Linked DNA regions of Homo sapiens: region 1 is linked to region 2. A link is an interaction called in ENCODE POLR2A ChIA-PET data of the cell type or tissue named here. Cell type or tissue: HepG2. All regions are shown on one strand. Links, peaks and the distances in the headings refer to the core of each region. The heading gives the core; the rest is flanking DNA. Region 1 has its middle 110 kb from the start of LINC01734. Region 2 overlaps LOC101927098 (a long non-coding RNA gene).

Evidence for each region. Peaks named below come from ENCODE experiments on the same cell type or tissue, not always from the same donor. Only the 100,000 strongest peaks of a DNase experiment are listed, where the experiment ranks them.
Region 1: POLR2A ChIA-PET joins it to region 2 with 5 read pairs; 1 of 35 experiments calls an interaction of 5 or more read pairs at or near these places.

Annotation. Positions count from the first base shown.
Region 1 is chr20:39,103,061-39,118,046 of GRCh38, reverse strand. No RefSeq gene overlaps it. Among named protein-coding and RNA genes, the nearest start is that of LINC01734, 110 kb to the left of the region's middle. RefSeq lists enhancers at 5,336-5,837, 7,862-8,856, 9,334-10,533. In HepG2, for the core only: no CTCF peak of the experiment used is centred there; DNase peaks (open chromatin) are centred at 9,076 and 10,056; H3K27me3 peaks cover 1,625 bases.
Region 2 is chr20:40,699,459-40,714,444 of GRCh38, reverse strand. It overlaps LOC101927098 (a long non-coding RNA gene), which reads left to right. Exons shown (of 5, transcript NR_187686.1): 3 at 13-133; 4 at 3,449-3,680. Among named protein-coding and RNA genes, the nearest start is that of SNORD154, 7.7 kb to the left of the region's middle. RefSeq lists an enhancer at 8,026-8,903. In HepG2, for the core only: a CTCF peak has its summit at 7,328 (motif pointing left); a DNase peak (open chromatin) is centred at 7,274; H3K4me3 peaks cover 491 bases.

The DNA of each region.
Region 1 (14,986 bases), core at 7,882-10,381, 1.6 Mb after region 2:
AATTCCTTCTGTCTGACATGAAAGCTTGTTGAAAAGTTGTTATGCTAGATTTTGCAAAAAAAAAAAAAATTGGTTGTAATTATTCACTTCTCATATCCACATCCCTTTGCAATTTGCCTTTGCAGACCCTCCTATCAAGAGACAGAGATTTCCCCACACTTTAAATCTGGGCTGGCCTGGTGATTTGCTTTGACCAGTGGAATTCAGAGGAAGTAATGTTGTGCCACTTCCACTGAATGCTTTAGTTTGTTCTCTTGGAACTCTGCCCAGCCTTCATGTGAGCAAGCCTGGCTTTCTGGTGAGAGATGGCATGAAGCACCAATGAGTCATCCCAGCTGAAGTCTTCCTAGACAAGTCAACACAAAGCTTGCCCTAGACACATGGGTAAGTCTGGCCAAGACCAGAAGAGCCACTCAGCTGAGCTCAGTCCATATTCCTAACTCAAGAGAATCATGACCTGAGTAAATAGTGGTTGTTTTAAGCCTCTGATTTTAAAGTAGTTTTTATGGAGCAAAACTGATACAATTGTCATTACTAAGAATGCATTAGGACTACCTCACACCCATCAGGATGTCTACTAGCAAAAAAAAAAAAAAAAAAAAAAAAGGCATTAGTGAGGATGTGGAGAAATTAGAACCCTCATACACTGTTGGTGGGAATGTAAAATATGTAAAATGGCATAGTCACTGTGGAAAACAGTATGGCAGTTCCTCAAAAAATTAAAACTAGAATTACCACATGATCTAGCAATCCCATTTCTGGATATACAGCCGAAGTAATTTCAATCAGTATGCCAAAGAGATATCTGCACACCCATGTTCACTGCAGCATTATTGACAATAGCTATCACACAGAAGCAATCCAAGTGTTTATCAATGGATAAACAAAATATGGTATATACATACAATGGAACATTATTTAGCCTTAAAAAAGAAGGAAATTCTGATACATGTTACAACATGGACAAACCTTGGGGACATTATGTTAAGTGAGATAAGCCAGTCACCAAAGGACAAATATTATATGATTCCACTTATATGAGTTGCTTAGAATGGTCAAATTTACACAGATAGAAACTAGAATGGTAGTAACCAGGGGCTGGAGAGAGGAGGGTAGGCAGGGGATGGGAGTTATTGTTTAATGGGTACAGAGCTTTAGTTTTGTAAGATGAAATGAATTTTGGAGATGGATGAGGATTTGGTGATGATTTGCATAACAGTATGAATAAACTTAATACCACTGAAATATACTTAAAAGTGGTTAAGATGATAAATGTTGTGTGTGTATTCTACCATAATTTTTAAAAGATAAATGCATTCAGGTGGTGTTGGGAACTTTCTGGGAGTGAATAGTGTTCAGAGAATCCTCAGCCAATCTGTGAAAAGGCATGAACTGCAGGGGAGGAGAAAGGAGGCACAAACACCACTGTGAAATGCCAGCGGGATGGCGGGTGGTTCAGACAGGGCTCAGAGTAGAGGGACTGTGATGTTAATGTTGGATGCTGAATTCATCAGGATTCTTTGGTTGCAAGTGACAGAAAACTAACTCAAACTAGCCTAAAGTAAAAAATGAAAACTATTTTCTGCCACAGCTGACAGCAATACATGCTCAGGCACCTCATAGAACTGAAGAAGGACCTGCCAACAAGACTGGGTCACCAGCTTCCTCTTCTTTGTTCTCTCCTAGAGCTCTGGCTGTGAGCAACCCCTCACCTCCTTCCAGATCAGTGACCCCAGAGGCAAGTCAGCTTCTCCAGCTCCTAACTGGAAATCCTGGGGAGGCATCTGATTGGTCTGACTTAGACCCCGTGTCTACTCCCAGACTAATCACGGTCTAGGGCAATGGAGGATTCTGATTGGCCAGACCTGGATCAAGTGATCCTGTGGCCAGGGTGGGAGTGAGATTTGCTTCAGAGAAGCAGATGAGGATGCTTGCTGGGCAAACATACACAGTGACTACAGTCCATAATGGATGCTATTATATTAGTGAGGGTCATTTAGGAACATCATCCCCCATGCTAAGGAAGGGCCGTATACCTATCCTCAGTACAGCAGAAAGGTAAAGAGCTCAAGCCATGGAGAATATTAGGCATCACGACTAGCAGTGTGAATTTGGACGAGACTTTCACCTTTCAAAGCTTTCGTTTCCCCATTTACAAATTGAACTATTACATGGCTGATGCAAAGGTGAAAGATGAGAATGTTTATAAATTGTTTCCCACTGTGTCTTGTACCTTACAAGCATCAAAAAATAAATTCCTAACAATAGCAGTAATAAAAATGACTATGAATATTGCCTACAACCTGTTTTCTTTGCTGTCTGTCCCATGGGACACCAGGAGGCAGATCTCTATGGCTTTCATTCATTCTTTCAAGCCCCATCTGAGCACTTCTGTATGCAGCCAAACCCCAGAGTGTAGCTGGGTGTTGGTTTTCACATGGTTAGTACCTGGGCCAGAACCAGAGTGAGGCCAGTGAGGGGCCTACAGTATAAAATTTCAGGAGGCTTCACTCTCAAGGCCGTGTAAGTGCAGTTCCAAGCACTTGCTGGCCTCACCCTAGTTCCAGCCTAGCCTACTGGGTTAGAATCATTTGGGGCTCTCGTTAAAAGTACATTCTTGGGTGAAATCCAGATCTAGGAAATCTGAATGTTCATAGGTGGGCCTGGGACTTTGAGAAGGTCTCATTCCCAGGGATTCTTCTGTTGTCCATGCTGGGCTGGCGACTAGCTTTTAAGGACAGGGCTGTCCAGTGTACTAATGCAGTGGTTTTCAAAGCACGTCTACAAAGTAAGAGGATTTCTGCAGAAACGCCTCTGGGTACCATGGCAGGGAGTGCTTAGGGGGCAAGTGAGAGGCACCCTGCACTGACCACTTCAACTGTGTTTAAACTTCATATATACTACACTTTCACTGAAATAAGATGTCACTTGATAAAACAGTTCCATTGATTTAAAAGAAAGTTTGAAAACTTCTGGGCTAGAAGCGTTAGAGAACTTGAGGTGCCTTTTTTTTTTTTTAAATGAGATGGAGTCTTGCTCTGTTGCCCAGGCTGGAGTGCAGTGGCTTGATCACAGTTCACTACAATCTCTGCTTCCTGGGTTCAAGCAATTCTCCTGCCTCAGCCTCCTGAGTAGCTGGGATTGCAGGTGTGTGCCACCACACCCAGCTAATTTTTGTATTTTTAGTAGAGATGGGGTTTCACCATGTTGGCCAGGATGGTCTCCATCTCCTGACCTCGTGATCCACCCACCTCAGCCTCCCAAAGTGTTGGGATTACAGGCGTGAGCCACCACATCCAGCCGAGAGGCTCTTTAATATGCAAATGGCTGGCCTCTTCAAGCTGTTCCCTCACTCACCTGGACTCTCCTCTTCACTCTCACCTTTCTTTCTCTCCTTTACCCCTGGATAAACCCTGACTGGGATCTGGAGGGCTGCCCCTGCCCAGAAAGAACAAGGTGGAAGGAGAGGGGTAGCTGAGCCTCATGGCATCCATGCCAGCCCCCATGTGGCTAGAGCCAGATCCCCGCACGCTACCCTGCAGGACTGACCCCTGAGGCTGCCAGAGCTCAGCCTCCCCACTGCTGGCCTCACTCAAAGTTCTTTTCTGGGCTGGGTTGGGAGTTAGGGCAGGGAGAAATCTCAATTTGTTGCACCTTTACCTTCCCCTCCCACCCCAGAAAATCTAGGTCTGCCTGTTCCCATGGGGAGTTCTGCTTCCACCAACGCACTGAGTACAACAGGAGGACAAATTCTGGGGACCGGGGGGGTTCCATTCTGGGTCTGATGGGGCCCAATTCAGCCAGGGTCCTCCTGCGGGTCCCCTCTCCTCTGACTTAAAAAGCCAGGATGCTAACTCAACTTCACCATTCCACAATGTATACATATCATGTTGTACATGATAAATATATATAATTTTATCAATTTAAAAAAAATTAAGCTCAGGTTTATATGTGATTTTATAAATACACATAGTTGTCTCATATAATTAGAAAATTATCCAATTTTTTTGAATAAAAATATATTAAGATATGTTATTTCAATGCTTCTAGACTGTGACTAGGAAAATCATATATTCTTTCAAGCACACCATTCCTGATTTCAATGCTGCTTAATTGAAGCAGCATTAATGGAGAACTTAATTTCATTTCCACAACTCAGTTTAGCTGCCTTGGAGATAAATATCTAAGGGTTTTATGATGGAGGTTAGAGTTATTGTTGTGTTGTTTTGTTTTCTAGAAAATTAATGCCCAAAAAAGCAAAGAATCGCAGAGAAATGGCCCCTTCATGAATGATCAATGAGGAATGGATCAGGAGTTCCAGGCTGTCACAGGGATCCAGGCTGCAAACTCCAAAAAAGGAAACATCAGCTTTAGAAGTGCTCAGAAGCCACCCCGTAACCCCTGCCGGCCACAGCTTCTAACACTTAGATGGAATCCTTTTAGATACTAAAACAAAAATAGATTATATCTCAGAAAGAGACACGAAAATGATTTGACACTATGTGTATAATCTAATTCAAACCATAGACCCCCTAATCGACATTTAATTGATGCAATAATGTTTGTTCATGACGGTAAATAAACAAAATATATAAACAGAAACATCTTCTTTGATGTTTAATGACTGCTTAGCAGCTATTTGGGTCAGAGCTACTGAGTCCTAATAAACAAATGCTTAATAATCAATTGAAATGCATTTCTCTGGTTATTGCCTTATTAAATCAGATCCAACTTCAGCTGAGGAATATTCCTTCCAACAGGAAGAAAATGGTTGGAAATGAAAAAGGTTGTGATGGCAAGTCCCTGTGTACCCTGCAAGTGAAATGGACGAGTTTCTCTCTCCATCCCTGCAATCACCTGGAGCCCATGAGAAAGCCACACTCCAGCCTGCAGGTACCCTGGGTCTTGTTGTGCTAAAACAAAGTGTCTCCTTTTCAGGTTTGACTGTCATTATAAATCCCCTTCTATTACCTCCCCTATGGGGTAATCCATGTAAACAAAACAACCCATGTAAAAAAAAGCAGTGTCTGACATGTTCCATAAATCCTCAAAAAGATGGTTATTTGCTACTGTCATTATTATTGTTATAACATTATTATTGTTATAACATTATTATTATAATCCTAACTTGCCACTGCTTTCTGAGCATGCGTGAAACTCTGGTCACCTGAGTTTTTGTTTGTTTTTCATAAAAGCCAGCCTTGTTTTTCAGTGCCCGAGTCAAGCCACATCCTGCTGTCCCAAACAGCAGCTCCATCAGCTCCAAGCCATGTCCGGGAAGGGCCACCACTGGCCATGGCCAAGTCTGCAGTCCGGGCCACCTCCAGCTGGAACTCTGAGCTCTTGCTCCTCAGGTGTCTGGAAGTTCACGCCAGCCTTTTCTGTGTCACCTCCAGTCCTCATGCTTCCAGGAAGTGAGCCTTGTGTTTGGGGCCCTGGAATGGACATCCAGGCTCTGTTTCTCACTCCTAAAGATTCCCCAGAGCCCAGCTCCTGGTGGCTGAGCCCATCAGTAACTCCACGAAGTCCCTTCCTACAGCTGCTCAGCCACTAGCCCCCTGGCAAGCCCCTCACTTCTCTTTCTGCTCCCCTCCTGCTCTTCTCCCCACTCCACTCCTCTCTAACGCAAGCCCCAGTGACTGGGATCTCTCTACCCAGGGTGAGCAGGAAACCCAGAAGTTGGCTGCCCAGCTACAGAGATAAGGAAGAGGTGCGTGTGGAACATTTAAGGGAAAGAATAATCACCAGGGCGACCAGAGGCCCACTGAAGAGACTGGGCAGGTGCTTGACGGTCCCAGGGAGCCATCGTGTGGCCAGTCTACATAATGACAAAAGGGTCCCTCTCCAGTGACCATCCGGTCTGGGCTCCTAAAGTCCCTATCCAGGACCCTTCTTTAGACCTCAGAAGTCCCACGGTTCACCTTCTTGGAAGGATGGGAAGAGAGGGAGAACAGAGAGGAGAGACTGACAGTAGAGGCCAGAGCAAGGAGAAGGAAAGGGTGCCCAGGGCAGTCTGTGAGGCTTCTTAGACAAAAGCTGTTCAGACAAGACCAAGAGCTCCTGAAAGAAAGGGGGTCAAGGGAAGAAAAGTCCCAGAGGAACAGAAAAAGCACAGCTACAAGGATGGAAACCCAGGCAGCCTCCACTGGAAAGCTGGATTTCCAACACCTCAGTGCAGGGAACTGGAAAAGAGGGACAGAATCAGATTCGGGAGTAGGGTCAGAGAGTTCCTCCTCCTCCTTCCCTTCCCCTCCCTCCTTCCCTTCCTTCCCTTCCCCTCTTCCTCCCCCTGCCCCTCCTCCTCCTCCCCTTTTCCTCCTCCCTTTCCCCTCCTCCCGTTTTCTATCCTCCCACTCTTCCTCCCCCTCCTCTCCCTCCCCTCCCCCTTCCTCCTCCCCTTCCTCCTCCCCTTTCCCTCCTCCTCTCCTCTCTATCCTCCTCCTCCCCCCTCCTTCCTCCCCTCTCCCTCCTCCCTCTCCTCCTCTTCCTGCTCCCTCCAATGCACCCTCCTCCCTCGCTCTTCCTCCCCCTTCTTCCTCCTGCTCCACTGCCCATCCTCCTTTTTCCTGCACCAACCAGACACAGGCTAAGACAGTACAATTGGTGGGACCCTGAGAAGCCATAAAAATCAAAAGTGCATCCCCCATGGCCCCTCCAGCTCTGGAGAGTTATCCCTGTCATCCTGCCAGGTTTGTGCAACCTCATTTTACAGAGCAGGCACCTGATGTGTTAGTTTTATTCCAAGTGTATGTGCTGACTTTGGAGAGATTGTTATTAAACACTCGGGCTTGGGAATCAGGCTGCCTACATTTGTGTCTTCAATCTACCTGGCTGTGTGAACTTGGACAGGCTGCTCAACTTCTCTGAGCCACCATTTCCAGAACTGTAAAATTAAGATATAATTGTACCCGGCCCCCCAGGTTGACATGAGGGTAAAATGTGATAAGACACATAGTGCTAGATATTTTCAGATGCAAGAGCTAATTCTGTTCCCCAAACATCCCAGGGCATCATGAGTACTAACATACCCCATTTTACAGATGAGAAGCTGAGAGAGGCTGAAATGATTGGGCAGAGGTTATACTGACAGTGGCTCAAGCCTAGGCTTGTCCAATTCCAAATTTGCATAAGAATTCATTGACCATGTCCCCCTACTTTGTGCAAGCTCTTCCCTCTGCCTACAATGCCCCTTTCTTTTGACTCAGCCAGAGAAACTATCAGACCCAGGCCAGAGGTCTCCTGCTCTGTGAGGGCTTTCTCTACCCCTCCAGACCCAGCAAAGCTCCCAGGAGACCAGCCCAGATCTTCATTAGCATGTGGATCACGTGACAGGATCATCACCTGTCCACCTGCCTGGCTCCCACTAGGTGGAAGCTCCTGGGGGCCAGGGCTGAGGCTATTTCCCTGCAGCTGTGTCCAGCTTGGAGCATTGAGTGGCATGGTGCGAGCAGGGAGGAAGGAAGAGGAGAGAGGAAGAAGGGGAAGAGAAAGGAAAGAGACAAGAAAAGAGGAGGGAGGACAGGAGGGAGAGCACAGGGGAAGCAGGGATGCAAATGAGGAAAACAGGAAGGAAGGGAGGTGGGAGAGAAGGAAGAGGGGGAAAGGAGGAAGGGAGAGAATAGGAGAGAGGGAAAGGAAGAGAAGAGGAGAGAAGGAAAGGAAGGGGAGGAGGGGGAGTGCAGAAATGAACAAAAAAGGAAGGACCGAAGGGAAAAAGGACAGAGGGCAAAAAGGAAGGAAGAGAGGGAGAGAAAGGGGGAAGGAAGGAAGGGAGGGAGGGAGGGAGGGAGGGAGGAAAGGAAAAAAGGAATGGAAATAGGGAGGGGGAAAATGGGAGGAAACGAGGGAAGGAAGAAAGGAAAAAAAGGGAAAGAGGGAAAGAGGGAGGGAGGGAGGGAGGGAGACAGTGCCCTACTTCTCACAGTTACCTTAGTGGGGGGTCTCTCTTCCTGGCAGAGGAAGCAGGCGTGGGTACCTCAGTACCAGCCACCTGGCCTTCTCCCAACACTTCCTTTCGACCAACTCTCTCCTGCCCCCAAGGCTAGTGCCAGCGCCTGACTCTGATTCTCTCCGAGTCGGCATTTTTCTTCCCATGCTGGGGCACAGGCGCAGGCTCCGGGAGTTAACACACCTGCCACTCCTGTGCTGACACACAGCTTTTAAGAAAACGGGGAGACAGGAAGCGAGCCTAGACGCTGCTGGGGTGGGAACAGACCCTGGAGGCTCCCCCAGCTGGGGAGGGGGCTGCCGGGGTGGAACCGGCCCTGGAGGCTCCCCCAGCTGAGGAGGGGGCTGCTGGGGTGCGAACATACCCTGGAGGCTCCCGCAGCTGGGGAGGGGGCTGCTGGGGTGGGAACAGGCCCTGGAGCCTCCCCCAGCTGGGGAGGGGGCTGCTGGGGTGGGAACGGGCCCTGGAGGCTCCCCAAGCTGGGGAGGGGGACTTCTGGGTTGTTCTAACAGAGGACTCTGTGGGGGGGACTCCTCCCACTGGCCCCTCTACCCATGCCCCCACCTCACCCTCCTCCTCCCGCACATTGAACCGGGTGAAAAAATGTCTCCCCCACTGCAGGCGGGGCACTGGCTGGAACGCGCAGGAAGGAAGCCTCCAGCCCCCTCACCTGTACAAGATGTCAGGGCAGCCCTTCCTCTCATCACCTGCGAACAAGATGTCCAGAAACACTGCCAAGAAACAGCCACCAAAGTTCAGCAGCCCCAGAGCAATTTGACAAAATAAAATGCCCCTTTTCAGAACATCATATTAGCCTGCTGGCCCCTCAGTGGATCACTTATATGGGTCTTGTTTCTGCTAAAACACACTTGGTGTCACATCTTCCTTGAAGAGATGAGGGAGAGCTTAGTTCCAGAAGCTTTGGGGAAAGAAAAAGAGAAGGCACAAGTCCCCAACCAGCACCCCAAAGCCTGACCCTCACACCCCAGCCCAAACCACCAGGCACAAAGGTAACAAGAAACAATACTAGTATTCACCCGAGTGTTTAGCCACACCATGCGCTATTGAGCTAAGCATTTAAATCACCTCATCCTCTCAAAATTCCAGCAGGAAGCTGTTAGTTAGGGAGGACAATTTAGAGAAGTGAGTAACGTGCCCAAGGTCACACAGAGAGTAGGTGATGACTCAGGAGGTAAATCCAGCCCAGGCCTTCATTCTGAGTCTTCTTGCCTTTTTCTCTTTCCCTTTGGAAAAAAGTCCATTGGTGGGAATGCCAAAGTCGAGGGACAAGGGTTTGGCAGTAATTACGAAGGCTGTGGAGGAACTAGGTAAAAAGGAAACCAATTATCTCACATTAGGAAGAGAAAGGCAATTCCTGGCTGGAAGAGCTTTTCCTTTAGGGGTAGCCGATCCCCTCCCCAGTCCAGCCTGGCCAAAACTGGCAGCCCCATGACTCTCTGCCACCCTGGGCCTGATTGAAAGTAAGGGGTGGGCACAAAGCTAGCAAATAATTGTTTTTAGAACCCATGAAGTCAGGATGCATCATGAAATCAGAGCAGAGTGGAACCCACAGACTGGGAGTCAGGAGAGGCAGGCTTGGGGTGCCACATTCCAAAGGAAGCTGGGGTCAGGAGGTTGTAACACCCAAGCGAGTTGTCTTCCCGCTCTGCCCCAAGACTAGCATCCCAAGAATGAATGGCAGCCTTTGAGTTTCTGCAAGATCCGTAGCAGTGGGCCCCCAGGATGGGCAACTCTTTGTCCCTGGGACATGGAATCCTCAGCTGCTTTGGGCTGAGAGACAGATAGTGTCATTTAAATTGCACACACATTGCCTTGAAAGAGGTGTCATATGGACCCTGGAACAGAAGTAAATTGTATTTCACATATCATCTGTGATCTGTTAGTAATGACTGCCCGGAACAGGAAATATAAAGGGTCCAGGGAGCTGCCCCTGAGCTCCATAAGAACTTGCACAGAGATCAGTTAGTGATGTCTGCCAAGGATGAAGTAGAAGGGCTCACGTTTGCCATCCCTGCCCTCATCTGCTCTTGCGCATCATATCAGAAGGACGGAAGGAAAGAGATGTTTTGAAGAGACCGAGTAAGAGGTTATCTAAAGGCCAGCCACATCCACCCAGTGGTTGAAGGGTGACTTGTATGAGTCCCTGTGTCACAGTGTCACTGGCTTACCCAATAATAAATTCCTCTGCTGCTTAGTCAGAATCCATTTTTCCATTTTTCCCTGCCTGAAGCTAAATAAGAACTCTAACTTGCACACTTCTTCCTTCCTTCAGTCCTTCAAGACTTCATTAATACAAGGCTGTTGTACATAGGAGACTTATTAAACGTTTATGGGTAGGAAAACAATTATAGAACAAAGAACAACTTCAAATTTAATGCTGGACACGATACTTCCTAGGAGTATATTGGTCATTCCTGCCACAGGGAATTTCTCATTGTCCCCTCTTTCCATGAGCCATGACTGCTTACCATAGACTCAATCTCTCTGTCTCTCACTCGCTCTTGCTCTCTGTCTCCCTACCCCCGACCCACTCTCTGACATCTTCCTTCTACTCTTTTAACATGGAACACTTACCTTCTCTTTCTCACATTATTTCCTGGGAATCTCATAATTCTACCCAAGCTGAACAATGGAGTTATCTATTTCTCCTGCTCTCACCATCTAGACCTGCCAAGGTAAGGTTCACCTGTCTCAACCATGAGGAGCCATTAAAGTTGTTGCCCACTGCCAAAGAGCCTCCCACATTTGAGATGAAGGCAGCCCCTGCCCTAGAATGCGGAAGACCGACCATTTTATTTGTAAATAACTTCTTTTGTCTTCCTTCCTGCCACTCTAGCCTGTCACCTGGTAAGAAGATAATAAGGCATAATGATGATTATTGAGCAGGAAGAAGGATGGGCCCAGCTGTGACTGCTGTCCCAGAAGCTCCTCTCTCCACCATTCAGGGTGGTCCTGAACCTCAGCTGTGTGCTGCAACGTCCTGGGGTGCTTTCAACAATACAGATGCCCAGGCCCCATTCCCGGGGAATCTGATTTAATCAGTTGGGATAGGAGGCTGGCAGCCGCCCAAGTGGCTTGAATGTGAAGCCACAGCACAAAGCTTCTGGTCCATACTGTTGCTGTCACTCAAAGAGAGGCCTGGGGCAGAGATGACTGTGTGTTCACCAGCACCCAATTCCTCTACCTGGAGGGCATCCATGTAGATTCTGTTTCCCAGTAATTCAGTAACTGGATTACTTGGCCACACCCAAATGCAAGTCATAGACACATCTAAACCCAGTCCACAAAAACCTCCTGTGCAAAGCTCTACATGCTGTTTTCACTGCTCGCCAGATGGAAGGGAAGGACTCCAAGATCCTAAGAGATGGCAGAGCTAAAAGATGGCGGGTGCCTGGGTCCCTGCATCACCACAGAGAAAGTCACCTGCCAAACACCAAAGTGGACTTAATGTGAGAATTAGACTTCTAGGATATTAAGTGACTGAGATCTGGCGGGGGGTTCTGTTACAGGAAATAGAATTACCTTAACTAATGTTAAGGTAGCTTCCCTTCTGGAATATACTTTTGGAGACGGCCCAGAATCTCCTCAGCTCAGTGGGAGACATTTGGTAATTCCCTGGAAATGTTAAGAGCCCTCCTCTCTAGGCTCCCTCTAACACTCTGCTAACCCCTAACTCCTCACACTCGGTTCCACTGGTAGGGATTCAGAGACAGAGCACGAGGGTTCATCTGGATGCCTGCATCCACCTGACTGCAGCCTCATCTGGATGTCTTCTGAAGCTTCAGGCCCTCCTACCCATGACCCTCCAACCATAATGGGCTTCCTGTGGCTCCTTGGACATGCAATGCCCTCTTCTGTCCCAGGGCCTTGGCACTCACTGTTCCTTCTGCTTAGGACACTCTTACCTACCTCTTCTCATGCAATCACCTCATCCCTCAGATCTCAGCTCAAAGGTCACCTTCCAGAGAGGCCTCCCCTAATGCCTCTGTCTCAGTTGTCACCCCCACCCCTTGTCTCTATGTCAGCACTCTATTTGTTTTCTTCATAGCATTGGTCACAAATCTTAATCACACATTTATTCGTGTTCTTCCTCATAGTCTGTTTCTCCCAGTAGATTAGATGCTCCTTCGGGAGGGAGGGATCTTTTCTTCTTGTGATAAGCACAATGCCAGCACACAGTAAGGCGCTCAGTATTTATTACGGGCATGAACTCATGAATGCTCAAGTCAGACCAGGGATGCAGGCTCCCCAAAACTTGTTCCCAGTTCTGGAGCTCCTGATGGCATCACAAGACTGAGAGCTTACAGACCACAACTACCCTGCCACTAGAGGGAGCACCAAGCCTGGGGACCCCGGGGTGCACAGTCAAAGCTAGAGGCAGATCCAGGACCAGCACACTTCACATCTCTTGGTGGTGCAGTTCACATTGCTGACATGTGAAGGGGAACCCCAGGGGCTATTAGGGCATGGCCTTTGTAACTATATGTGACCACACTGGATAGGCCCTAGGTCTGCCTGGGGTCACGCAGGAAAAATAAGTATTCCCAGACAGATCATTATCATGCTGTACTCTGGAAACTTTGTTCATCTCTTGTCTTAAATAAATTCTTATGTGAAAACCAACACATAAAGGTAGAGACGTTTCAGCTGAAACGAAAGTCTGCAGTCTGCTGTGGTAGGCATCAGAATCCTTGAAGACAAGGCGAATACAGCATCACCCCCTGGACAAGGTCACTATGCCCCACGGACAGGGTGCCTGTGTCCCACAGACAGGACTCCTATGCCCCATGGACAGGGTGCCTGTGTCCCACGGACAGGGCTCCTATGCCCCATGGACAGAGTGCCTGTGTTCCATGGACAGGGCACCCATGCCTCATGGACAAGGCACATATGCCCCATGGCATTGACATCTTATTTCCCCAAAGGCGGAACTGAGTCTCTAGGGAGACACCCAGAAGAGATCACACCTGCCCTGGGCATAAGACAGGCGTGAGCTCCTTCTTGAACCATCCCAAGATGTTATAAACCCAGCTCTCTCCTTTCCTTCTCAAGCTGAGGTTTCCAGCCCCAGAGGGAAGAAGTGTGGACAGCTTTCAACATGTCTAAGTTGACTCTGCCCACCCTGCCCCCATAAGATCTCACAGGAGACAGGTAAGTATTCACAGGAAGCTACTGTGAGTAAATGTGAGCAATGTCCCACAGAGCAAATGAATATTGCTGTTCTTTACCCCCAAAATATGCCTCTTTACCTGTTTCTGTAAATTTTAGCATCCTTTCATGTGATCCAGGTAGGTGCTCTGTTATAGAAAGAATTTATAAATGACACATGGGTAGATATCTACTTACTTCCTCATACATTATGGATTCTTTGTCCACTGCTTTTAGACCAAATTGACTCATTTTTATCCCTTCCCCATTTTCCATCTCGATTTCTATAATCTGCTCTCCTCTAAGCCATCTCTCATCTGGGCTTGGTGACATGATCATACACTCTGTAATTCTGCTCCCTAAGAAGTCCCCCAAATCATGGATCTGCCCTTTCTCTAACTACCCCCACCCCCCGAACCCCTACCTCCTCTGCTTGTGACCTGCTGGCTCTAAACCTTGGAGCCTGTTACCTAAGACCAAATCCAGCCCTCCTACATCACATGGCCTTGAAGAGCTTGACATGGCCTTGAAGCACCTCCTCTCCCCCACACACAGATGGGAGGTAAATGTTCCACACAGCCTCTCTTCTTTACCCTGTCTCCATAAGGATGAAGTCCCAAGGCTCTAGAGTCAGATTCAGATTCTTTCTTTGCCATTTGATCATTGTACAACTTTTACCTAGTTTAAAGAATCTGACATCCAGCTTCCTTGCCTATAAAATGGGATACAGTGGGTTGAACAGTGACCCCTCAAAAAAAAGATATGTCCATGTCCCTGGAACCTGTGAATATTATCTTATTTTTGGAGAAAAGACCTTGGCAGATGAAATTAAGCTAAAGATATTGAGATGAGATCACCACAGACTACTTGAATAAGCTCTAAATCCAGAGACAAATGTCCTTATATAAGTCAGAAGAGGACATACACAAAGGAGAAGGCAGTGTGAAAAGGGAGACTGAAATTGAAGTGATGTGGCCACAAGCCAAGGAAGCCAAGGAATGTTGGCAGCCACCAGAAGCTGAAGAGGCAAGGAAGCATTCTTCCCTACAGCCTCCAGAGGGAGTGCAGCCCAGAGTTGATTTCAGACTTCTGGTCTCCAGAACTATAAGAGAATAAATTGCTGTTGTCTTACATCACCTAGTTTGTGGTAATTTGTTGCAGCGGCTTCAGGAATATAATACATGGGGTTAAGTCTTAAATAAGATAATCCATGGAGTACAGTACCTATTACCCAGTAGGAGCTCAACAAAGGTCAGACATCATCACCATCACCATTGCCATCATCAGCATTGCCACTGTCATCTCCAGCACCATCATTAACACCATCACCATCTCCATGATCATCACCATCAGCACCATCACCATCGCCATCTCCAGCACCATCATCACCACAGCCACCAACATCTTCATCGCCATAATTACCACCACCATTTCCATCTTCATCACCATCATCATCACCATGTCCACCTTCATCATCACCACCCCATCTTCATCATCATCGTCCTTACCATCATCACCTCCATCATCCTCATCCTCATCATCATCATCATCGTTTCTGCACACACTGAAAATTTCTTCCTCCAATCTATACATTTTATTTAGGGGCATTTGATATTTCTCTGTTGAATACTTTAGCAATTTCTCTTTTGCTCTAACATCTTCTCCACAATATAGATGATATTCACATTTGTGCACCATTGCTCCCTCTCCTTTCTTGGGAGAAGCTTAATTCTGAGACCATATCTTTCTCCCAGTTTTTACTATTAAACTATTCTTTCTTTTGTGAAATAGTAATAATAAAAGAAGACAGCTGTTTTATACATCATTACTTAGAAAAGATATGGCCTGCTCTTTACATAAGGGTATCTC
Region 2 (14,986 bases), core at 5,859-8,358:
TTACTGTCACAGCCTCAAAACCACCTCTTCTGAGAGTACTGCTTTCTTACCCGAGGATGGCCCATCAGGGTGATCTGGAAGGCAGAAGACGGGAGTTTTTCTGTGAACTCACTGTGGTGGGGGTGGTCCTTGGGTAAGTTTCATTCTGTCTGCACCCCAGTTTCCTCTTCTATAAAAGGACATGGTTTTCTGGGGTGATTTCTCTGGGTAACTTCTAATTTCCCCTAAACCATGGCTATATTCTCCAACGCAGAACTCATATGAGATCAACAAAGTATGTTTTTCCAACTTATGAATTTCTTTACTAGAAAATCCTAATGAAGGCAGACCACGTAAATAGCATTTGGTTAATGCATTTAGAAAATCCAAGAATAAATTCACATCGGGTATAGAGGCCTAGGTATAAATGGCTGCCCCCTGTCTGACTCTATGACCATCAGAAAAGAAGAACTTTTGGTTTCTGAAGCCTGTGTCCTTGTCACTGATTTAAGTCCTGGCTCTCCTCCATTTAGAGAAGGCAGCAAGGTTCCTGGCCCGAGGTGAACTATCCACCTTTATCCCTGTCTGTGGTGACTGAAAACTTTTGCAGGATTCTTCCTTCTTTCAGAAACAGAAGCACTGGGGGTGGGGAGGACATGGGCAGCAGGTGTGGCCCCCTGGCTGTCCCATGAGGACTGCTGCTAAGGAAGACACAGGCCTGGAAGTGGATTCTTATGGCACCTTCTTTGGTGGGGGGGCCACGGGAAGGAAGGGCGTCAGCATCTGGCTACTGCTGCCAGCAAATCTGTGTGTTGACAGAGTTGCTCCCACATGTGTCCTTTTAAACGCTGATCCCTGCTAGGGATTTGAGTTGACCGACTCCGTTTGCCAAATGCAAATGCATTAACCTTACAATTGGGTAATCTAATAAAAAGGATCAATGGTCTGATTCGGTGCTTATGGAGTCATTTACTGCAAGTGAGAGCAATTGAGCCAGGATGAGCAGCGTTGGGGAGCCCAGAGAATGGCTTCAGGCGGCCATCCCCGCTGACTTCCCCAGGCGAGGCCCACTCTGCCTGGAGGGGCTGGGCCAGGTGGTCAAGGGAATGAGGAGGGTGTTATTCATTCATTACTGCCACTTTAATCACTTAGAAGTTCAATTAAGTATAAATCATTAGTGGTATTTCAAGTTACTTTATCCAGGCCTGTGCGTAACACACTTGACTGGCGGTGGGGAGTTTTCTGTGACTAGATTTAGCGTGCGACTGAACAAGGCAGTCATATGGGTTTTTCTGCTATGAAATTGATAAATGAAGCGGGCATTCGAGGTACAGCAGTAATTTCTGTGGTGCAGTCAAGTGCTCGCTCCCTTGTCTCCTCTAGCAATGAGGGCATGGGCCCCTTTAATATGGCAGCTTTCCCCTGGGGGTCCAAAGGCCAGGCTGGGCTGCAGGCCTAGGGTTTATTTCCTTGCAGAAGTTCCCAGAGTGAGCCCTGGTTCATTAGCAGGAATATACCTGGGAAGGAAAAAAATAAATAAATAAAAGGAGAAGGGGAAAAAGAAGGTTCCCTCACCCTCGTTCACCAGCGCTGATGCTGTCATGATTTTTTTCAGAGTAGCAAGCAGGTAGTGCTGGAAGGACGGAATCGGGCTATCTCGGCAGCTCGTTCCGACTTCCCAAGGATGCAGTTGTCCCCAGTGGCCAGCATCCCTGTCTGGAAAGCATATTTTCTCCTAATCGGTTTTACAGCTCTTTTAAGGTAATATGTCAGATCATTTTCCCCATATACATAGTTAATGAAAGTAACCCTACAAATTCATTTTAAATAGATGGAAGTTGTTATAACCCTGATCCAGAATTTATTACGTTCATTACAATCTTGCTGAAGTAGGTAATGTAATGGACTATTACTTTTATTATCTTTTTAATCCCTCAGAATTATTAGGAACTAACTAATATTTGGCATCACCCTGTTAATGTTTAAACAGAAATTGATACTTTAATTCGTCTAGTAAATGATGGAGGCACTTTGAGTGGAAACAAAAGCCTGATGGGATTTATCTCGATCAGTCCCAAAGACTTTTAAGTGGGACTCAGGGGTCTGAATGCAATTATTTCCAGGCAGGGTATCTTCATCAAGTACTCAGAAAGGACAGAGGAACAGAGATGGCGATAGTGACAGAGAGACCCAGACGGACTCTCTTGTCAGACAGCAACAACAACAAGGCAGAAAAGAGAAAGAGAGAGAAATTCCACTCATACATTCACGTGTGAATTCTGATTCACAAAAAATTAGAGTTCAAGCTCTGATTCGGGCTGATAACTCCAGCAATGAGCTCTATGTATCTTTTCCTCCTTGCCCTTCATCTTCCCTTCCCCTCCTCCCCAGATTAAAAAGATTTTTTTCTTTATAACCATCCCTCTCTTAGTAATCAGCTTTATGGCTAAGAATTCTCAAGTGCTCTAGAATTCGTGCGTTGCCGAGACAAATGATTGGGCCACATTCTCCTAGTGAGGAGTGGAGACCCTGTTTGCTCCTTAAAAAATAATGATGGCTGCTCAATTTGCAAATTACCAAATCTCACTGTGCAATGGGAGGGGGCGGGAGGGGGCATACTGTTGTGTCTATTCCAGAAGAGGCTGTGTTTACCCTCTAGAACTCCGTTTCCTGCCGGGCGGGTGACAGGTAGGATTTAGGAGAAATTGATCTCTTGCACTTTCTAGCTTTTATAGGGCAAAATGCAAAGCTGGTTACTAAAAGAAAATTATTTTTTAAGTAATAAAAATCTATTAGTTCTAACAGAATGAGAGGAATAAAGTACTTCCCTTTCTGGTTTGATAATAAAAGACATTCGGGAAAGGAAAAGCTGTCATCTTGAAAGGCAAGAGTGTGTTTTCTAACAAAGAAAGCTTCCAGTTAGCAAAGTCATTAATTAGCACAGAGAAGCTCATTAGAATTTAAAGCTGCTTTACTGCGTAGTGTGGCTTTGCTCTCTCTAAATGCTCGGGGTTTCCAAAGCAAGAAAAGTATTGATTAAATTGACTCAGCATGAAATGTACCCCATTTGTGCCGACCCATAAAGAGGTGGGCTTCTCGGCTTTCTTAGCAGAAGAACCTGCCAGGTGTCCTGTGAGCTGGGCCCAGGTGGGTGGGCTGGGGACAGCATCCTGCCTGCCTGTACGCTTACTTACTTTGAGGGACCGACCGACTGCCCATCATTCGGCAAAAACCCGTTTTGATCAATGGAGGGGAAACCTGCCCTTAGTTAAGTTTATTCCCGATGCCTTACAAATCTGATTTTGTAAATGCTGATTGCATTCGTCAACGCGGAGTTGACAAGGGCTACACGTCATTTGGGGCTTGATAAAGAGACTAAGAGGCAGCTTCTCAGCATGTTTATTTTTAATAGACATAAAAAATGAAAACAAAAACAGGCTTTCTCACTCCTTGGAACTCTCGTTGACAGAAAAGTACTGAGTACACAGAAGTGGCGACGGGCAAATGGAGATCCTGGAAAAGGAGGTTTTCTACCAAAATATCCTTGTGAACATGAGGACAGCTTCCAAACTGAGAAAGAGTGGGCTCGAGAAAGCTCTAATGCTTCTTTCCCTGACACGAAGTGCTTCGTGCAGTGTTTGGCATCAACATGTCGGAGCCGTGGCAACGTTCTCCGTGCATCCCCGCTTGGGCGTCATTTTGTGAGTACGACAAACCCCATCAATTCTTACCTCATCTATTAGAAATGCAGCATTGTGAATGGAAGCAATGTTTTCTGGGGCGCATCATTGGAAATGAAAACTACTTCATTTTTCTATATCTTTACTGAATAGACCTAACCCTTCCCTTCAGCTTCACTGGATGTGGATGGCCCTAAAATACTCTCATGGAGACCATCAAGAGAGAAAGAATGTTGCTTTAAAAGCCAATTAGAAAATATTCACAACATATGTAGCAAAGGGCTAATGTTCTTCCTATAAAAATAACTTTCAAATGGATAAGAAAGATATTAAGATCTCAACAGATAAATGAGAAAAGGGTATGAAAAAGAATTTGCAAAAGAAATTCAAGTAGCTAATATTTAGTGAACACTTACTATATGCCAGGTATAATTTACAAGGGATTTCTCATTCATTCTTTACAAAGACCCTATGAGTTAGGTGTTATTATTCTCATCCCTATTAAAAGATGAGAAAACAAAATAAAGCTTTGAGAAGTTAAATAATCACCCCAAGATCACGCATATTGTAAGTGAGGGGCCAGGATTCAAAATCACTCAGCTTAATCTAGCAGGCAGGGGCTCCTAACTGCTTTGCTGTAACCTCACAAATCCACAGATACAATTGTAAAATAAGGTTTTTTTTTTTTTTTTAAAGTTCATGCTTACTAGTAAACTAAAATATGTTAATTGAAAACAATCAGAAAAATTTCATTATCAGAATAACAATAAAAAATGTTAATATTCAGCTGGGTGTGGTGGCTCATGTCTGTAACCTCAGCGCTTTAGGAGGCTGAGGCAGGCAGATCACTTGAGGCCAGGAGTTCAAGACCAGCCTGGCCAACATGGTGAAACCCCATCTCTACTGAAAATACAAAAGTTAGCCAGGTGTGGTGGCATGAGCATGTAATCCCAGCTACTAGGGTGGCTGAGGCATGAGAATCACTTCAACCTGGGAAGCAGAGGTTGCAGTGAGCTGAGATCGTACCACTGCATTGCAGCTTGGCTGATGAAATGAGACTCTGTCTCAAAAAAAAAAAAAAAAAGGTTGAAACAGATATTCTTAAATATGAATTACAATTTGACAATATCTATCAAGAGTCTTAAAAATGTACAAGTCATTTGACACAGTAATGCTATTGTAAATAATTTATCCCAAAGGAATAGAAATGTAAGCAAAGATTTAGGCACACAAGTTTGTGCCTGCGGACATTAAATGCTCCCACATGAAGGGAGTGGTTAAGGACCTTATGGTCCACCCATTCAACAATATTGGTAACAATAAAAATGATGTTTAAGAGTTTCTAATAACGTGGGAAATGCTTATGCCAGGAGTTAAAAGCAAGATATAAAATTCCATGAATAACATAAACTGTGTAAAATATGGTTAGAAATAAGAATGGGAGAAAAGGAGCAAAAAAATGTAAACCAGGAGGTGTTCTCTGTGCAATGGGATTATGTGTGACCACGTCTTTTTGTTATAAATATTTTCCGAATTTTCCACGGTAAACATGTTTTATTTATCATTGGTGTGGGGCAGCGGAGAAGAAATCCTTTATGACTTTTAGAAGTCGACGTCTTAACTTGAATCTCAGACCTAATGGGAAGGAACCACGGGACCTCAAAGTATCAAATTAACCTAAGACACTGGACGTATTTGTTCTCTGAATCAGCCCAGGATGCCCAAAGACAGCCCTATGTGTTCTTCAACTCTCTGAGCCTTCCCCTCATCTGTAATGTGCCTACTCCTGGGGTTATTGTGAGATTACAATGTGGGTAAAGGCCTTAGAACAGTCCCAAAGTGTAGGCATTCAAAAGATATAAATGGTAATAATAAAGTAATACACTAATTGCGGTCACTGCAGCTGTTGTTTTGTTAGTAGGAAGGAAGAGTTGAGCATCTTGCAGGCACCAGGAAGTGTATACAGACTGGCTTGTCCTGAGAGTGCTAAAAGCATCTTTTACTGACACAGTTCCAGTCCTAGATCTGAGCTCTTGGTGCCACCCAGTCTTTTGTCCGCTGCTGCGTGGGTGTTCTTTGGATTCGGATGTGCGCAGACTTATAGGTAGACCCTTCTTCAGCCTGCCACATCCTGGGCACTTTCTTGGGGCCAGGAACTGTGCTGAACCTTCTCATATACGGATTTTCCCACACATAACTTTGAGAAGCAGGTTTCGTTAGCATTTCTGCTTTATGGCTCAGAGACTACTAGACATCAGTATCATGGGTCACAAAGCCAGAAAGTGGCAAAGCTGGAATCAGAACCTATGTTGATCTGAATTCAGAGATGTCAGAGATGAAGATCAATAATGGCTGAGAACACAGGTTCTAGAATCAGAAAGACCTGGAGTTTGGACTATCTGTGTGGCTTTGAGCAAGTAATAAAAGTGCCTCAGTTTGCTCATCTATAAGATGGGACTTAGAGAGCTTGTATGTTGCACCATTATTTTATGAAACACTAAAAAACAGTCAAATCACTGCCAGTGAAACCATGACATAATACTTTCTTATCACTTAGAATTTTATTTTTATACTTATGAAAAGAACTTTCAGGTTTATTTAAACATAGGTGTTTGTCACAAGACCTTTGTATACATACATGAAAAGGAAAATATAAGTGAAATAATTGTTTAAGTTATTCCTAAAACTTCCTCATATTCAGAGACGAACTCAGCATTGTCAATGTCCATGTTTTTCAACAGACTATCATCTGCTGTCACATTGCAGGCATTTGTGATAGCATTTCTTTAAAAATCACTCCTCTATTGTCCTCAGGATTTTAAGCTGCAAATACTTGTTCCGCAAGTTTTGATGTGTGTTCCCAGATATGACAGTGACATCAAGACTGCTGGCAGGCTGATAGTGATTTTAAAAAGCATCTCAATTTCAGAGGTGTTAAAATGGGAAAAAGAAAATGTATGTCTTAGAATTGATGAAATACAGTAGCTACCATATAGCGTTGTTAGGAGAATTAAATGAGGTCATGCTGGTAAAGAACTTAGACATTAGACTGGACACAGAGTAAATGTTCAATATCATCATCATCATCATCATCTTTATTATATTGCTATTATATTCTGTTCTCTGAGATGTATTGGATATATATGCAGCTCTGTAGGCTCTGTCTCAGAATTCTGAGCCAACATGCAGTACCAAGACATTGGACCCTGAACCACTGGGGTCCTTGCAATGGCTGGTGATGGATGAGACACTGGACCCTGGGGTAGAGCCTGCCCCCTCTCCTTCTCTGTCTCCCTCTCTCTGCATGCTTTGCGAACCTTCTCTCTCTCTCCCTGCCTTTCCCTCCTTTACTTATTTCTCTGCTCCTTCTCCTTATCTCTGCTTCCCTTTCCACCCCCTCCCCAGCTCTTCTGCAAATAAATGGCCCTGTCACTCTGGCTTTCTTGTAGGTTTAGAGTGAATGGAAGTGTCTTTTTGAAAAGCTTGTTTCGTCTGACATTCCTTACCAGCTCAGGAGCAGGGTCCTTTGCACTCCCCTCTCTTCTGCTCAAAGATCTACTTATTTAGTTAACAATTTACAGGGCTGCCACTAGGCCTTGAGAGCTCCACCCCACAGCAGAGGCAGCTGGGCTGTGCCCTCTGGAGGAGGCCTATTGGCAGGCTTGGAGGGGTGCTTCCGTCCTGCCTCTAGTGGTTGTAGGTGAACTGGCTTAGGACCTGCCTAAAAAGAAACCATTTATTCCCATTTATGATTCTTTAAAAAAGAAGTTCACAGCTTTTATGATGAGCCTTTATGCATTTAATGACATTAAAGTATTTGATTATGTGCATTAAGAAGAGGTCTGAGAGCTCTCTGGTGTCCTTAGTTTTAAGTGTATTTTAACTGCCTACAATGAAAGGAACAAGACAAAAAACGAGCTGTGGCAGCATCCTCATAAATTCTGAGCCATAATTGACATACTTTTGCTGGCACCAGGAATGGTCCAGGCAGGTAGACACAGAGAAGAGGAACAACAGAATTTCCACTTTCTCACTGGCCTGAGTACCAGAGGGAAAGCAAGATCAGCCATCCCTGCAATACTTTCTCTTCAACCAGCATCTCAGCCAGGGATGAGCAGAGACTGGGACTGACATGAACTGAAGATCCCACTTTGTACCCAGCCTGTGCCAGGTTCTTTACAATTACTTCTGTGTTTCATCTCCAGATGCAGGTGTCTTTAGCCCCATTTTCCATATGAAGAAGCTGAGCCTCTGCAAAGTAAAATGACTTGCTCCAAGTTGGCAAATGTCAGACCTATTATCTAAAAACAAGTCTTTCTGATCCTGGGGCTTCAGCCCTTTGCACAGGCGCTGGATCTGGAGCTCCAAGTGACACACATTTGGGGAATAGTTAATAGACAAGGAGAAGGGAATAGGTACTGAGGCCAGGGAAGCATAGGCCTTTACAGAAAAGCTTCTTCCTCCCGTTCTCCAGGCCCCAGCCCCTTGGAGGCGTGCATTGCAGTGGAAATGGAATCAGGACAGAAACAGCCACTTGAAATGAACTGCACCCAGACAGGCCGCCATGGTGGCGTGATTGATACTGGAGCATGTAGGTGTAATGAAACTGATGCTGGCTTCTCTGCACCTGTGATTTATTGAGGACAAATTTAAGATGAGAAAGGGCCCCATACCAGGAGCTGCATCTTCCCCTCCAAGGGAGGGTGGTCATCCATCACCAGCCATTGCAAGGGCCCCTTGCAAGCGGCTCATCAGATGAGCCAATAGTCTCTTTGTTGGGGTTCCTAACAAGTGTTGGATCAGCAAAAGTCTATTTATGCTGGTGGACCTTTCAGGACCAATTTGTAGTGGGTCACTGATTCTGCTGGGGTATTATCTTCTTTACTACTCGGGCCAGTTGGGGAATGCAGCAAAGATTAATGGTTTTGGCTGCTGACTTGCTGCCGCAATCTACTGCTTCTGGACCAAAGATTAAGTTTTTTTGTGTTTTACCAGAAAGGGCCCACCTTGTGTACGAGATGCACTTTGATTTACTGACTTGCTTACGGAGAAAGGAGTCGTGGAAATGTACCTGGCTGTGGTAAGATTTTGGAAGATGGCTGTGAGGTCTGGCATCCATGTTGTTCCTTACCCCAAGGACCCATACAGGGAATGGGTGGCTCCTGAGGCCAGTGTGGGTCCTGTGGCCCTGGGGTCTGTGGACTGAGGAAGCTGACTTTGAGCTCACACAACATCTTTGCCTTGCCTGGCACCCAGCAGCTGCCTCTGAATTCAGAGAGGCAGACAGCACCCTAAACTTTATCATGTAAAAATTATGTTATGGAAAAAAATAGTTACAGCTTTTCCTTTTTATTATGAAAATAGCATATGCTCTTATAACACATTTTGGAAAAAAAATTCAAGAAGCAAATAAAACTACACATAAGCCAACTGCACAGTGATAGGACTGTTAATATTTGGCTTACATTTTAATCTAGAATTTTCACAGTGCACAAATATATGCATGTTACTTTACACTATTAAATGTATACTGGATTTTTGTGGGACTTTTTTTGCTATATGATTGTATCATCCACTTTTTACAATGAACATTGTACCATAAGCTTATTTTAATAAGCCATCCTTTTGTTTTTTCTTCTAAAGTTGGGTTTGCTGCGATATCTCCAATGCTAAAGGTCTGTTCCTTTATTCAGCAAACATTTGCTGTGTGCTTCTCTGGATCAGACGCTGTGCTGGGATCACAGAGCTGAGTCAGACACAGCACTCCTGAAGTGCAGCTGCTGGAATCAGCTCACGGGGCTATGCATGTGCCCTGAGGGGTGCTTCTGACATGCATTTCTTAGAAGGGCCCAGGACACTGCACATAGTTTGGAGGCAGGGGCCTGATACCACTGACCCCTTCCAGGTCCCTGTAGAATCACAGTTCCAGAGGAGGAATTACGCATTTTGTTCTGCAGGAGAGGGACCTGCTATTGGCTTTGGATACACCAGCTTAGCTTTTTAGAGTGAATTGAGATCTGAGGGCTAAATCTTTCTGCAGGGGCAACAGCAGCCCCATCTTGGAAAACTGAAGAAAGAGCCCAGTAGCCCCCAAGGGACTAGCCACCCAGGGCAGTTGCAGAAACTTCCAGGGAGATAGTAAGAAATGCCAAAAAGAGTGTGGCCTTGCGACTCCAACAGATCTGAGTTTGAATCTCCTAGCTGATGACCTTGAACAAGTTTTCTTTCTGAGAGCTTCATTTTCCTTATCGGAAAAATGGGGCTTTTCCCCCACCAGCTACTGGCCTCTTGTGTGTGTTCACCATGTGGAAAGTCCCACGTGAAGAGCTGGTGTTCAGCCCGGACCAGGCCCATTTTCCAGATGCTGTGCTGACTCAAATAGATGGATGGGCTCTAATTGTTCCAACAACACGTCTGAGTTTCGCAGGGCCTTTCCTTGGGAGCCTTTGTCTTAGGGCCATAAATCACTAGGCACCTGTCCCCACAGTTGGCTACGACTTCCTTTCCCTGACTGAGGCTGGCTGAGGGAGGGAGGGCTGAGCTGAGCACAAGCCTGCTTTTCACCATTGGTTTTTAAATCTCTAATTGGGAGTATTACTTACTCAGCGATTCTGATGGTTCCCTTTGTAGTAGCCTCTTCTCTGCCCCAGGGCCGCCTTCTTCCCTTCCCCTCCACCCTAGTCCCAAATTAAAATTCTTTCAGGAAGTAGAACATTTTCTCTAGTGCTCTGACATGCACACGCACTTCCCCCATACCTGTCTTGATAACTGGTGGAGCATTTGTCATCTGGCCTGAGGCCTCTTGTCTATATGACATGTTCTGTGTATGGGAGAGACATTTCTCTTGGTTCAAGAGCAGCAGTTAACAGCCCCAGATGTCCCCCAGCCTGTGAGTCTCGCTTCCTACTCTGCTGTACCTATTGTATACTGAACACTCCTGAAAATCCCTGGCTCCTTTCTGCCCCAGGACATTTTCTCTCGCCTTTCTTTTTGCCTGAACGCCCTTCCCTGGGCTCTTTACATGGCTGTCTCCTTTTCATCATTCAAATCTCAGCTTAAATGTTATAGAGAAAGCTTCCCCGACCTTCTCTGACTCTAGAACAAGTCTTGTTTGCCCATGTTAAACTTCTTGATGGCATGCAATCCACTTCCTACCTCAGACTTTTCAGGGTTTGTGAAGCTGTATCTGCGTAATGGCAGATTTAACAAGCGTTTGACTCTCCTGCCTTCACCGTAAGTGCCAGAAGGACAGGATGATCACCTTTGTATTCTCAGTTTCTGGTACATCTCAGTTTCTGGTAGGCTCTCAACAAACAGGTGTGTTGACTGCACAATGAACCGATGGATGGATGATGGATCAATGAATTGGAGAGTGAGTGAGTGAATAAACAAATGAATTCCAGAGTGGTGTGCAAAGGCTTATTTTCCCTCAGATGACCTGAGAATGCATGAGGGGCTGAGTGCCTTCCCAGTCCCATCTCTGTGGGGCCAAACCTCACTCACTACCTACCTAAATGTTTCTGAAACCCGTACCTACAACTCTTCATACTTAGTGATCTGCCTTCATCCTCTGCCCTCCTTTTTAGTTTAAACTTTTTATTATGACATTTTCCAAACATACAGAAGAAGAGAAAATCACTATAAACCTGCATGCACCCTTGACCCCCACCCCCTTGCTGGAGTATTTAAAATAAATCACAGACATCATCTCATTTCATGTATAAACATTTTAGGAGGTATTGTTAGTAGATAAGGACTTACAATTTCTTTTAACATAACCACAATATCATTATCACATCTAACCCAATGAAAAAACCAATTCATTTAATATTTGGTAGAGATTCAAATATTCCCAATTGTCTCAAAACCTCCTTTTTACATTTAGAGTCAGGCTGTAAACATTGCATTAGACTGATATGTCTCTTAATATTCTTTATAACAGTCCTCCCTTTTTCTCACATTTAAAAATGTGATTTATTTCTCTTTTCTAAATGCCATTTGTTTCTTGATGAATTTTGGTCATTCTCCTGTAGATTGTTTCACATTCCAGATTCAGCTGAGCGCCTCCTTGTGGTGTTGTTTAACGTGTTCCTCCATCCCCTGTGTTTCCTGGAAATCAGTAGTTTGATCCAGAGGCCTGATCAGAGTCGTATTCGATTTTTGGCTAGAAGCCTTTGTAGATGGTGTTGTGATGGTTCTTGTTGTATCACCTGCTAATGTCAAGTTGTCTCTCCTTTAACAGTGTTAAAATTGATCTGTGGCTCACCCTGCCCTAATTAACTCCCAACTCCCTTCTCTATTTCCATTGCTATATGAAATTGTTTTGCAAAACAAGTCAGTGGAGAACATTGATCATATTGAGCAGAAGTGGGAGCAGCAAGGTCTGATGGCAAATGCACTAGCAGAGAGCATAGGGACCAGGTAAGAGGGTTAATTTCTTTGCATTTCAGTTTTCTTGAGTGTAAGATGGGGCTAATAATAGTAGCTTTGAGAACTAATACATGGGAGAAATGTTTGATACATAATCATCAACCCTCAACACTAAGTGCTTAATGTGTATCTACTCACTTAATCCTCCCAACAATCCAATGAGGTAAATGCTACTATTAGTCCCATTGTACACGTGAAGAAGAGCAGACAGAAGGGTTAGGCAACTTGCACAAGGCCATATAGGTAGTAAATGACAGAGCTGGGATTTGAACCCAGGGAGTCAGGCTCCAGAGCCTGTGCTCTTAAACACAGTGCTGTGTAACATCTACCAAGTCAATGAGGAGCTCCCGGTTTTTCTCCATGCAAGATGCTTGTCAAGTCCTTCCCAGGAATGAGTACCTGTTAATTCTCACCTTAAGATATGTGCAGGGGTGGAGTAAGGCAGTCCCCAGTGGCTGGAGGGGTTACTGTGCTTTATTCTGAGTTTTCTTACAAAGTCATATTGTCCCCCACCCCCAACTGCTGTTGGATGGGCCAGAGCCAGCTTCATAAGCTCACATGCTGGAGAAGGGTTTGGGGAACATAAGGTCTCACCCTCATTTGGGAAGGATTCATGTCTCCAGAAAAACTCTCTGAAGCCCAGTGAAGTTAAGTGACTTGCCCAAGATCACACAGTAAGTTTGCCACTGAGCTAGGGTTAGAACCCCAGACTCTCTCAAGCCTTGGGTGATTGGGTCTGGATACCTGGGTCCTTCCATGCTTGGTTAGAGGGAGTTGTATGTCTACTCCCCATTCCCAGATCCTCTGAGTCATTTTGGCCAGAACTCCTCTGGTGGTACAAAGGGACAAACCTGCCTGCTGAGATTGTGCAGCCATTCAGGGCTTGCCTGGCATATCACAAGACGTTCCCTTCTTGGTCACTATTGTAGATGTCTGGGCCTACTGATCTCATGCTTCCAAAGGCATTCTGGAAACAGCCCTTTCCTCTCCCCTGGCTTCAATCTTGAAGCAAAATCAAATAAAGGTGCAGAGCAAGAATTCGAACTCAGTTCTTCTGACTCCAAGTTTAGAAGGCCAGAAGTAAAGTAAGTCCATGATCACTGATGCCAGTGCATCTGCCATAACTACAGCTGTACCTTCCAGATGGGAAAGTGAGGCTAAGAGAGGGGTAGGTAATTTAATGTACTCACATAGCTTTACCTACAGCGTGGGCTGCTGCAAAGGAGTCAGGTGGTTCCTTTTGTGACCCAGGAGGTTCAGAGAGTGGTCTCTCGTTGGGTTGCATGTACATCCTGGCCTGGAGAGTACCTGGTGAGCTCAGGGTGCCAGAACTGGGGCTGGAGGGGTTTCTGAGCCTAGGAAAACAGCCTATGGTCTGTGGGCCCAGCTTGTCTGATTACAAAGTCCAAGACAATAATTGAAGGTGGCTTTGGGTTCCCTGAGTAGGATCTGGCGCCGACGCCTGGTGGCTCTGTTGGCGCCTTGAGCCCTGAGCATTCGCTAATGGATTGTGGCTGATCCCAAGACTGATTGGCAGCCGGCCCCAAGGTCCTCAAGGGAAACCTGGAAACTATGGTCTCCAGCTTGGAGACACTCTCCCTTCTGGGAGCCACAAGGGGTGTGGGGGGAGCTTGCAGAAGGCCTAAGGCAGAAGTTCTTCTGAGCCCACGGGATGATCCCTCTCTTCCCAAACACTGGGGTAGAATACGAGGTGAGGTTCCCACAGAGTGAAATACGGAAAGCTGTCAAAATGCCAACTGCTCATTTCATCTCCTTGCTGCTTCCCTGCCCCACTCTCCTGGGCTGGCCAGCACTATAGCCCCCCACCCCTGTCCAAGCAATAGTGGAGACAGTAAGAGTGCTCAAAGGTTTTCTAAAATAGCACATAGGGATGGGAGTGGTCTCAAGACAAGGGGGAAAACCTTTCTCAGACAAGCCAGGCTACCATCATTCCCAGAACAGAGGAGAGAGGAATTAACCCTTCTGGAGAGCTCAGAAGACTGAGGGCTTTCCTGCTGTCCGGGAAGGGCTTTCCAGATCAGGGCACAGCACAAACAAAAGCAGAGAGGCAAAAGCTTGCAAGAAACAGCACAGGAGAACTGGAAGGTAGAGTGTTAGTGAAGGGAGGATAGAGGGGCAGGCCTTGAAAGCACTGAAAAAATCTCAGACTTTACCTGGTGGCAGTAGGGATCCATTGAAGGTTTTAAAGGGAGGGCAGAGGAGAGGAACCTGGAATCTTTTCATAGTCATGGCTCTCTTGTGCCTGATTAGTCAGGGCAAAAGGCAAATACAAAACGGATGCATCTGACCTTTTTCTAGGACACCCAATATTTATGCGCTTTGTGCATCACCCAAATTTTATTCATTTACCAAAAGAGTGTGAAAAAGGCACTTTAGGAAACTGCTATAAATCCAGTGCAAGTCACCATGGTAACCTGATTAGCAGCTAAATTAAGTTCATGATTAAGAAGAAATAAATAAAAATAACTCTCCTCCTTGGCTGGGGCTACCCACTGTGCCACTGGCAGCCAAGCAGATGCTGAGGCTTTGGGAAGCAAGGGTATAAGCCTGGGCCTGGCCCCCAAGAGAAGTTGAGGCAAGGGTGGGAGGTGTTATCTGCTGCAGAGAAGCGAGAAGCTCAATTGTTAACACTGCCTGGGGGTTAGTGAGTCCCCTGGCAACCAAGCCAGGGAGTGCAGGCTACACATCTGAAGGCTAAAGCAATGGCTTTCCTGACAACAACCCATGCTCTCTAAGGGTGTCTTCTTGATGCCCCTGGGACACGTTCCTTTGTCCAAGCACCAGGTGCATGTATTGCTGTCTCTCCAGTGCTATGCCCTCCAGTGCTGGGTGCTGACATGACTCAGACCTGGTTTTGGTCCTAGAGAGGCTGAGTT